2 separate regions of the Homo sapiens genome follow, and region 1 is linked to region 2. Evidence: read pairs that join two places in POLR2A ChIA-PET (ENCODE). Cell type or tissue: OCI-LY7. All regions are shown on one strand. Each heading gives the region's core, and the rest is flanking DNA. Links, peaks and the distances in the headings are about the cores only.

Evidence for each region. ChIA-PET counts read pairs that join two places held together with the same protein. Peaks named below come from ENCODE experiments on the same cell type or tissue, not always from the same donor. Only the 100,000 strongest peaks of a DNase experiment are listed, where the experiment ranks them.
Region 1: POLR2A ChIA-PET joins it to region 2 with 5 read pairs; 12 of 35 experiments call an interaction of 5 or more read pairs at or near these places.

What each region holds. Positions count from the first base shown.
Region 1 is chr16:11,862,682-11,867,079 of GRCh38, forward strand. No RefSeq gene overlaps it. Among named protein-coding and RNA genes, the nearest start is that of RSL1D1, 13 kb to the left of the region's middle. In OCI-LY7, for the core only: no CTCF peak of the experiment used is centred there; no DNase peak of the experiment used is centred there.
Region 2 is chr16:11,735,294-11,739,691 of GRCh38, forward strand. It overlaps TXNDC11 (thioredoxin domain containing 11), which reads right to left. Exons shown (of 12, transcript NM_015914.7): 2 at 724-940. Among named protein-coding and RNA genes, the nearest start is that of TXNDC11, 5.4 kb to the right of the region's middle. In OCI-LY7, for the core only: no CTCF peak of the experiment used is centred there; no DNase peak of the experiment used is centred there; H3K4me3 peaks cover 305 bases; H3K27ac peaks cover 1,653 bases.

The sequences.
Region 1 (4,398 bases), core at 182-4,181, 130 kb after region 2:
AATTTAATACTCAGCATATTCTTGGTACTGAAATCTGCTAAGTAATATTAACCTAAACATAATTGAATCAAAGGTAAAACAATATTGCCCAAATGTAGAATGTGACATTTTAAGGAAGGTACAAAGGACATGGTGTTTTGGGTCAGAAAGATCAGTCTGAATCCCAACTCCATGATTTACTAATTGTTTAGCCTTGGGCAAGGTGGCTTAATCTCCCAAGCCTCAATGTCTTCATCTGTTAAATGAAGCTGGTTCCCTCGGATTTAAGAGAATCTATCTTCACAGTGTCTGTCATGTTCATGATAGCACAAGGTTAGTTCTCTTCTTCCCTTTGCTGAAAATAATACAATCATTATTAAATGGATTGGAAAATGAAATTGTTCATCTTAGGGGCCAAAAGAGCTTAACTGCATTCAAGCAGGGAAGAAATAGCCAATCAGTAAAGAAACTGATATTTGATTCTGATTTGGGGGCGAGGGGGTGGAAGGCTGGGGAAGAGAAACAAGAGAAATATGATATTGCCAGAGAAAGAAATGTAAAGAGGTTTTCTGTAGAAAACCTGACTTTATTAACTTAGGTTTGCTGTTTATTTTTAACTCTTTGTCCTCATACAATCTATGTGGGTATCACAAGTACACCATTTTGCTGCTAGGTATCATAGTGTACACCAACCCCACTTAATACATGATTAACAAACAGGCTTTTTTTTTTTTTTTTTGAGACGGAGTCTCACTCTGTCGCCCAGGCTGGAGCGCAGTGGCGCAGTCTCGGCTCACTGCAAGCTCTGCCTGCTGGGTTCACGCCATTCTCCTGCCTCAACCTCCCAAGTAGCTGGGAATACAGGTGCCCGCCACTATGCTCGGCTAATTTTTTTTTTTTCGTATATTTAGTAGAGACGGGGTTTCACCGTGTTAGCCAGGATGGTCTCGATCTCCTCACCTTGTGATCCACCCGCCTCGGCCTCCCAAAGTGCTGGGATTACAGGCGTGAGCCACCGCGCCCGGCCAGGAATGGAATATTAAGGCCACTCTTAGAAGTGATTTCTACATTTAAAAAAAATAGGTTAAATAGCACAAGGTTAGTTCTCTTCTCCTGCCCTTTGCTGAAAGGGATGCCATTAGTCTCTTTTTATCATTGACGCGAACCAGCTGACAACTTGCAGGACTGTGTTCTTTTAACCAGTACCAGTATATAACTGGTAAATGTTATGACAACTCAAAGTGCATCTTTGTTCAAACTAGGAAAGTTTTTTTTTTTTTTTTTTGAGATGGAGCCTCTCTCTGTTGCCCAGGCTGGAGTGCAGTGGCGCGATCTCAGCTCACTGCAACCTCTGCCTCCTGGGGTCAAGCAATTCTCCTACCTCAGCCTCCGAGTAGCTGGGATTACAGGCAAGTGCCACCATGCCTGGCTAATTTTTGTATTTTTAGTAGAGACGGAGTTTCACTTTGCTGACCAGGCTGGTCTAGAACTCCCAACCTCAGGCGATCCACCTGCCTCGGCCTCCCAAAGTGCTGTGATTACAGGGGTGAGCCACCGTGCCTGGCAGGAAAGTTTTAAATAGCTACTATGCTATAAAGTATTATGCTACGTCATCAATCAGGGATCTATAAAAGGACTTAGAGAAGTTATTCATGCACAGAATTGAATAAATCTACCAAAAAAGAAAAAGAAAAGGACTTAGAGGAGTTATTCATGCACAGAATTGAATAAATCTACCAAAAAAGAAAAAGAAAAGGACTTAGCCCTGAAGTTTAAAACAGTTATTTAGTAGAGGTGCAAGTCAGGTTAGTTCTGCAAGTTAGCCCTAGCAACATGAAAGTCACAGGGACAATCCAGTTTTAGAATTGGCACATCATTTAGAAATGGCACCTCAGGCCAGGCGCAGTGGCTCATGCCTGTAATCACAGCACTTTTGAGGCCAAGGCCGGTGGATCACCTGAGGTCAGGAGTTAGAGACCAGCCTGGCCAACATGGCAAAACCCTGTCTCTACTAAAAAAAAATACAAAAATTAGCTGGGCATGGTGGCACATGCCTGTCATCCCAGCTACTCGGGAGGCTGAGGCAAGAGAATTGTTTGAACCTGGGAGGTGGAGGTTGCAGTGAGCCAAGATCCCACCACTGCACTCCAGCCTAGGCGACAGAGCGAGACTGGAAAGGAAAGGAAAGAAATGGTACCTCACAGGCAATACAGGGAAGACCCTCTTTAAGATTGGAAAGGGAGATAAGGGAGCTCATGTTATTTCACTACCTATTAGGATCACTACATTATCTGTTTATCCTTGTTAAGTTTTATAAAAGTAGATGAAGAAGAGGTGAGACTTTTCTCTCTGGTTTTACTTCCTTGCATTAGAGAAATTCAGAAGAAAGGTATTTGCATTTGCAACTAACCTGTCAAAGAATGCTAATTGGAAAGCAAAATCAAATCTCCCTTCAAGGATAGATCATTTGAATTAGAGAATATTCATAAAATGGAGTATTAGCAAAAAAAAAAAAAAAAAATGAGCTGCTGATACACACAACATAATCTCTGAAACGTAATGTGCCAAAGATGACAAAGTTGAGTTCAAGCTATGTGATTCCATTTATGCAGAGTTCAAAAACAGACAAAACTGTTATAATAGATGGCAAAACAGTGAATGCCTTGGCAAGAGGGGATTGGTTGGAAAGTAGCAGGAGAGCTTTCTGGGGTGATGTGTTCTGCATGTTGATGGGGTGTTTACACAGTTGTATACACTTGACAAACTCATTGTAAACTTAAGATCTGTACTTCTTACTGTATGCAAATTTTACCTTAATAAAAAATCCTCTCCTTTGTCATACAACATCTGTCTTCCGGAACTTCTTTACAAATCATACTCCTAAGAATCTAAATCTTGAAGATTTATTTTTTATCCTAAAACCTGATGTATTTGCCAGGGAATTAACAAAGATAGTGATACCGACTGCTTTTAAGTAACTTCTGTAGTTTTAAAAAATTAATTCATAATAGAGGTACAGATTTTCAGGGTACATGTGATAATTGACACATTCATACAATGTGTACCAATCAAATCAGGGTAATTGGGATATCCATCACCTATTTATCTCCATGTGGAAACGTTCAAATTATTTTCTTGTATTTGGAAATGTGGAACTTGTGTAGTTGATAAGCAAATACAAAGTCCTTTGGGAGTACTGTGCCCAGTTAAGTGGGAGGAAATCCTCATTAAAAATTTCAAACTAAATATACAAGGTACAAAACAAGTTAAATATGGTTTTTTTTTCCATTATGCCCTCTGAATTATTTTTACCAGTTGAGTTATTACCAGTAGCTTGACTCCTGACTAAGCTCAAACCAGAGAACAGAACTTTTAGTGAAAATGCTTTAAACATGTAAACTAATATTACTGTTTGATGATCATCATTTCCATTGAAGGCAAATGTTAAGGGATCAAATGTGGGCAATGGGATGTTAAGAAAATGTGCAGCTAACAAACATTAAATGTGACTCATTGCAGATAGAGGAAATTTTTGGCCTTTTTTTTTTTTTTTTTTTTTTTGAGATGGAGTCTCACTGCCATTGCGCAGGCTGGAGTGCAGTGGTGCCATCTTGGCTCACTGCAACCTCCACCTCCCGGGTTCAAACGATTCTCTTGCTTCAGCCTCCCAAGTAGCTGGGATTACAGGCTTGCACTACCATGCCTGGCTTATTTTAGTATTTTTAGTAGAGACGGTGTTTCACCCTGTTGGCCAGGCTGGTCTTGAACTCCTGACCTCAGGTGATCCACCCACCTTGGCCTCCCAAAGTGCCAGGATTACAGGCGTGAGCCACTGTGCCTGGCCTGGCCTAATATTTAACAGAAGGATCATATTCCAAATAATTCAAAAAGTACACCCATCAGCTAAAGGAATTTTACTTGTTATAGGCAGTCTCTTATTCCTAGCAGAAAACATACGAAAATATTTCTTGCAAGTAATGTGGGTGCACAAAGCCTTCAGAAACAATTTGAAGGAAAGATTGACAGTAACAAGAATTTCACTTAAAAAAAAAAAAAAAAAGACAGCATCTCACTATGTTGCCCAGGCTAGAGTGCAGTGGCAATTCACACGTGTAACCATAACCCACTGCAGCCTCCAACTCCTAGGCTCAGGTGATCTTGCCAACTCAGGAGTAGCTGGGACTACAGGTTTGTGCCACTGCATCTAGCAAATTTCATTTTTTTTTTTTAAAGACTGTTAACAGGCTGGAGTGCAGTGGCACGATCTCAGCTCACTGCAACCTCTGCCTCCCGGGTTCAAGTGATTCTCCTGCCTCAGCCTCCCAAGTAGCTGGGATTACAGGCGCACGCCACCACACTCAGCTAATTTTTGTATTTTTAGTAGAGATGGGGTTTCACTATATTGGCCAGGATGGTCTC
Region 2 (4,398 bases), core at 199-4,198:
AAAGGTATATGGACCTGTTCTGACTGTGCACTTACATACTAAAATATATATCATTTAGTTACAAATTACTTTCTTCCCCCCTCACCTCTATGTTACAATCCGTGCATTAGATTATTTTGAAATTACATGTATAGGAAAACTTTATCATCTATGAATTCCTTTTTAGGAAGAAAAAGGGACATCATAAAATACTTATTTTCTAAAGCACAACTGGGGTCCACTGGGCTGAAAACCACTGCCATAACAGGTGACTTATTTGCCTATATATCTTTCTTACCTAGCCCAAAGGTGGCATTCCTTATCTGCTGAATATAGTTCTGGTCCATATATTAAAAAGGTCGGCCTTGTTACAATGCAGTCATATCATACATACATTTTCTTACCTAAAATACCTAACTAGCAAGTATCAAATGGATATGCAAGAACTAGGATTTTCAGTCCCTCTACCTTTTTCAATGCTGAAACCAAACAGTATGGCACCCCAGGATAAGCATTGGCTTGTGTTATGAGATTCAGAATCTGCTCCCACACTTGCCTTGGAGTACAATCGCCACAATTGGAAATCCTTTCTGTTGCTTTATAGAAAGCTCTGTAACTTAGAAACGACTCCTGGAGTTCACCTTGGCAAAGTCTGCCCGTTGGGCAAGGTGTCTCTGTGGGGACATCCTGCCCTACATATAGGACTGACAGTCATTTGATTCTTAAGCTGAATGTGAGCATTACCTGATCTGAAAGCCGACTTGCTGCTTGCTCAATTTCTGCCCTGGCAGCGATGGACTGTCCACACCAAGGGGCATAGAAGAAGAGCAGTACCACCTCTGAATCCCGTCGAACGTACTCTGCATAATCCAGCTGCCCCTGGAAGAGGTCAAGGACTGGAGACCTCAAGGAGAAAAAGCTGACAGGTGGCTTTGCTGGTATTATCACATCTTTTGCTCGACTAAAAAAGAGCAAACACAGAAAAGATTGCTTAGTTTATCTTCTTCTAAAAATAGCTCTGTGGAAGTAGAATGAAGCTTAAAAGGAAAATCCTCTTTTGAATAAGAAAATGGAGTCCCAAAATCACTGCCCTAGAAAGGCAACATCTGGCTGAGCAAATGCAAGACATGAATAATACGTTGGAAACAATTCTCTGAGATTCTGTCCCCTAGGTGTAGGCTGGAAGGGCAGTGGAGAGCAGAGAAGGATGTCTCTGAATAATCCATATTCCTGCTCCCCACATCCCAAAGACTTCATCCTCCTTTTTCTGCAGCCTGGCTCTCCACAAAAGCCACTTATCTCCAGGGCTTTAGAGCCACCAGCATGCAAGCTCAGAATTACGGTGAGGGAGCATGTAAACTACCATTAACAAGATTTCCACGGGAGATGCTTACAATCAACTCAACTTTGAGAAAACATTAAGCTTATTAGCTGGAGTTGGCTTGTACTTATCCAGGGCATTCAGGTAACAGTAACAATTAAACAATAATATACATTCCTCCAGATATATATCATAATCCTAAGACTAATGAAGATAAGTAACAAAGCAACAGCCTATTTAACTGGAAAATGGGCTTTTTGAACACTTGAGCTTCCCACAAGAAACAGATCAGGAGGAAAAAGAAAAGAACGCTGAACAAACAAGTGGTCAGAAGTAACTTTCCCCATCAAGACCTAAAGATCTAGGCCCAGGCTGCATCCCACCAAGTAGAAGGGCCCTAGTAAACACCCTGAGCTGTCCATGCATCTACACTCACATACCACAAACCATTAGGGCAGCTTTGCTAAGAAACAAATGAGACCCAATTATGCACTATCTAAACGAGATAAATAGAGAACATAAACATGGAAACCTAAAACGCGATGAGATTAACCCCAAAGAAAGTAAAGGAGACCAGGCGTGGTGACTCAGCCTGTAATTCCAGCACTTTGGGAGGCCGAGGCAGGCAAATCTCCTGAGGTCAGGAGTTCAAGACCAGCCTGGCCAACATGGTGAAACCCTGTCTCTACTGAAAATGAAAAAGTAGCTGGGCGTGGTGATGGGCGCCTGTAATCCCAGCTTCTCGGGAAGCTGAGACACAAGAATCGCTTGAACCCGGGAGGCGGAGGTTGCAGTGAGCCGAGATTGCACCATTGCACTCCAGCCTAGGTGACTAGAACAAAACTCCATCTAAAAAAAAAAAAAAGAAAGAAAGTAAGTAAAGGAACAAGAAAAGAACAAAAGCCAGACGGTACAAATGGAAAACAAGGAGCACGAAGGTAGACTTAAACCCAACTACCTCAACAATTACGTTAAATATAAAAGGAGAGGCCGGGCGCGGTGGCTCATGCCTGTAATTCCAGCACTGTGGGAAGCCGAGGCAGGCAGACCACGAGGTCAGGAGATCAAGACCATCCTAGCTAACATGGTGAAACCCCATCTCTACTGAAAAAAATACAAAAAATTAGCCGGGCGTGGTGGCACATACCTGTAGTCTCAGCTACTCGGGAGGCTGAGGCAGGAGAATTGTGTAGGTTGCAGTGAGCCAAGATCATGCCATTGCACTCAGCCTCGGCAACAGAGCGAGACTACGTCTCTCAAAAAAAAAAAAAAAAAAAAAAAGGAAGCAACCTAATTAGGAGGAGCAGACTGCCAGACAGGATAAAGCAAGACCCAATTATGCACTATCTAAACGAGATATATCTTAAATATAAAGACACAGGATAAAGGCATAAGGATGGGAAAAGAAAAACTATGTAAATAGTGAGCATAAGAAATCTGGCATGACTCATGAGGTAAAATGATAAACTGGGGTATATTCTTACCCATTTACTTAAATGTTACTCCACAATAAAAACGAAAAGCAAAACCTATTCATATGTACTATAACTTGGATGAGTCTCAAAATGATTATGCTGAGTGAAAAAAGTGCTAAAGAGTACATGCACTATGACTGCATTTATATGAAATTCCAGAACAGGCAGAAGTATCCAACGGAGCAAGTCACCTATTTATTCACTCAAACTAATATTTTAACCTTCAATCAGAGAGCTTTCAGTCTATGCAGAATGCCTTCATAACCTGAAAAAATCACTTACACAATTATTCAAAAATTCTTTACTGAGCAGCTGTGACTGTGCTTTGGGCACAAGCACTAAGGCTGCGGCAGCTAGCACTGCGTGTTGTCGAGGAGACCACTTTCTAGGGGAGGAAGACAGGAAAAACATCAAATGTGTAAACAATAAAAATATACTAAATGCTCACTATGTGAAAAATTTAACAAGGTGATGTACAGAAGGGCATGGTAGCTCCTCTGATGGAGTGGTGGCTTGGGAGGTGCTATAATTTAAGCTCTGAGACCTGAATGACAAGAAGATAGCCACCTAAGAGGTGGGGAGGGCACTACAGGAAAAAAAAAAAAAAGACACGTTTTCAAGAGATCCAAAATTCTGCTCTTTGGAGAAATTACTTTTCTACCATTCAAACTGCACATGGCCAAGAGTCGTGGCTCACGCCTGTAATCCCAGCACTTTGGGAGACAGAGGCGGGTGGATCACATGAGGTCAGGAGTTTAAGACCAGCCTGACCAACACCGGGAAACCCCATTTCTACTAAAAATACAAAATTAGCTGGGCATGGTGGTGCACACCTGTAATCCCAGCCACTTGGGAGGCTGAGGCAGGAGAATCGCTTGAACACGGGAGGCGGAGTTTGCAGTGAGCCAAGATCACGCCATTGCACTCCAGCCTGGGAAAAAAGAGCAAAACTCCATCTCAAAAGAAAAAAAAAATGCAATGTAAGCATCAAATAATGCAATCTGAGGAAAAATGTAGGTCTGACAGTCAACGAAAGGATAAAGAGCAACTCAGTAATTTTGCTCTGCATATTCAGAAGCATTCCTAAATGAGCCAGATAAAGTACAAGGCCAATCAAAAATCAAATATTGGCCAGGGAGAAGAAACGCTCGCCTCTACTCCATCAGAAACACTGGTGAGTTTCTATTTAACTCATCAATCTGCTTCACGCTTTAGAGAAACTATACATAGAGCAAAGATTTCCTGCAGCTATGAGGGGTATGTCTCGGGTACAAAAAACTCGAGTTGGTTGCAAATAAGAAGGCCTGTTGTTGCTGAGCCAGTAGCATGTGCCTATAGTCCCAGCTACTATACTCAGGAGGCTAAGGCAGGAGAATTACTTGAGCCCAGCAGTTTGAGGCTGCAGCATGCCATAATTGCACCTGTGAATAGCCACTGCACTCCAGCCGGGGCAACATAGAAAAAAGGCCTGTTGAAACCCCAATTTTCCTATGAAATTCACACCCTACATCACTTCCTTGCAAAGACCATTCGAGGCAGCTTTGAAATTACAAAATGGAATAAAGCAAAATAAATACATGTATACATACATATGTATCTACACACAGACAATTTTTTTTCCCT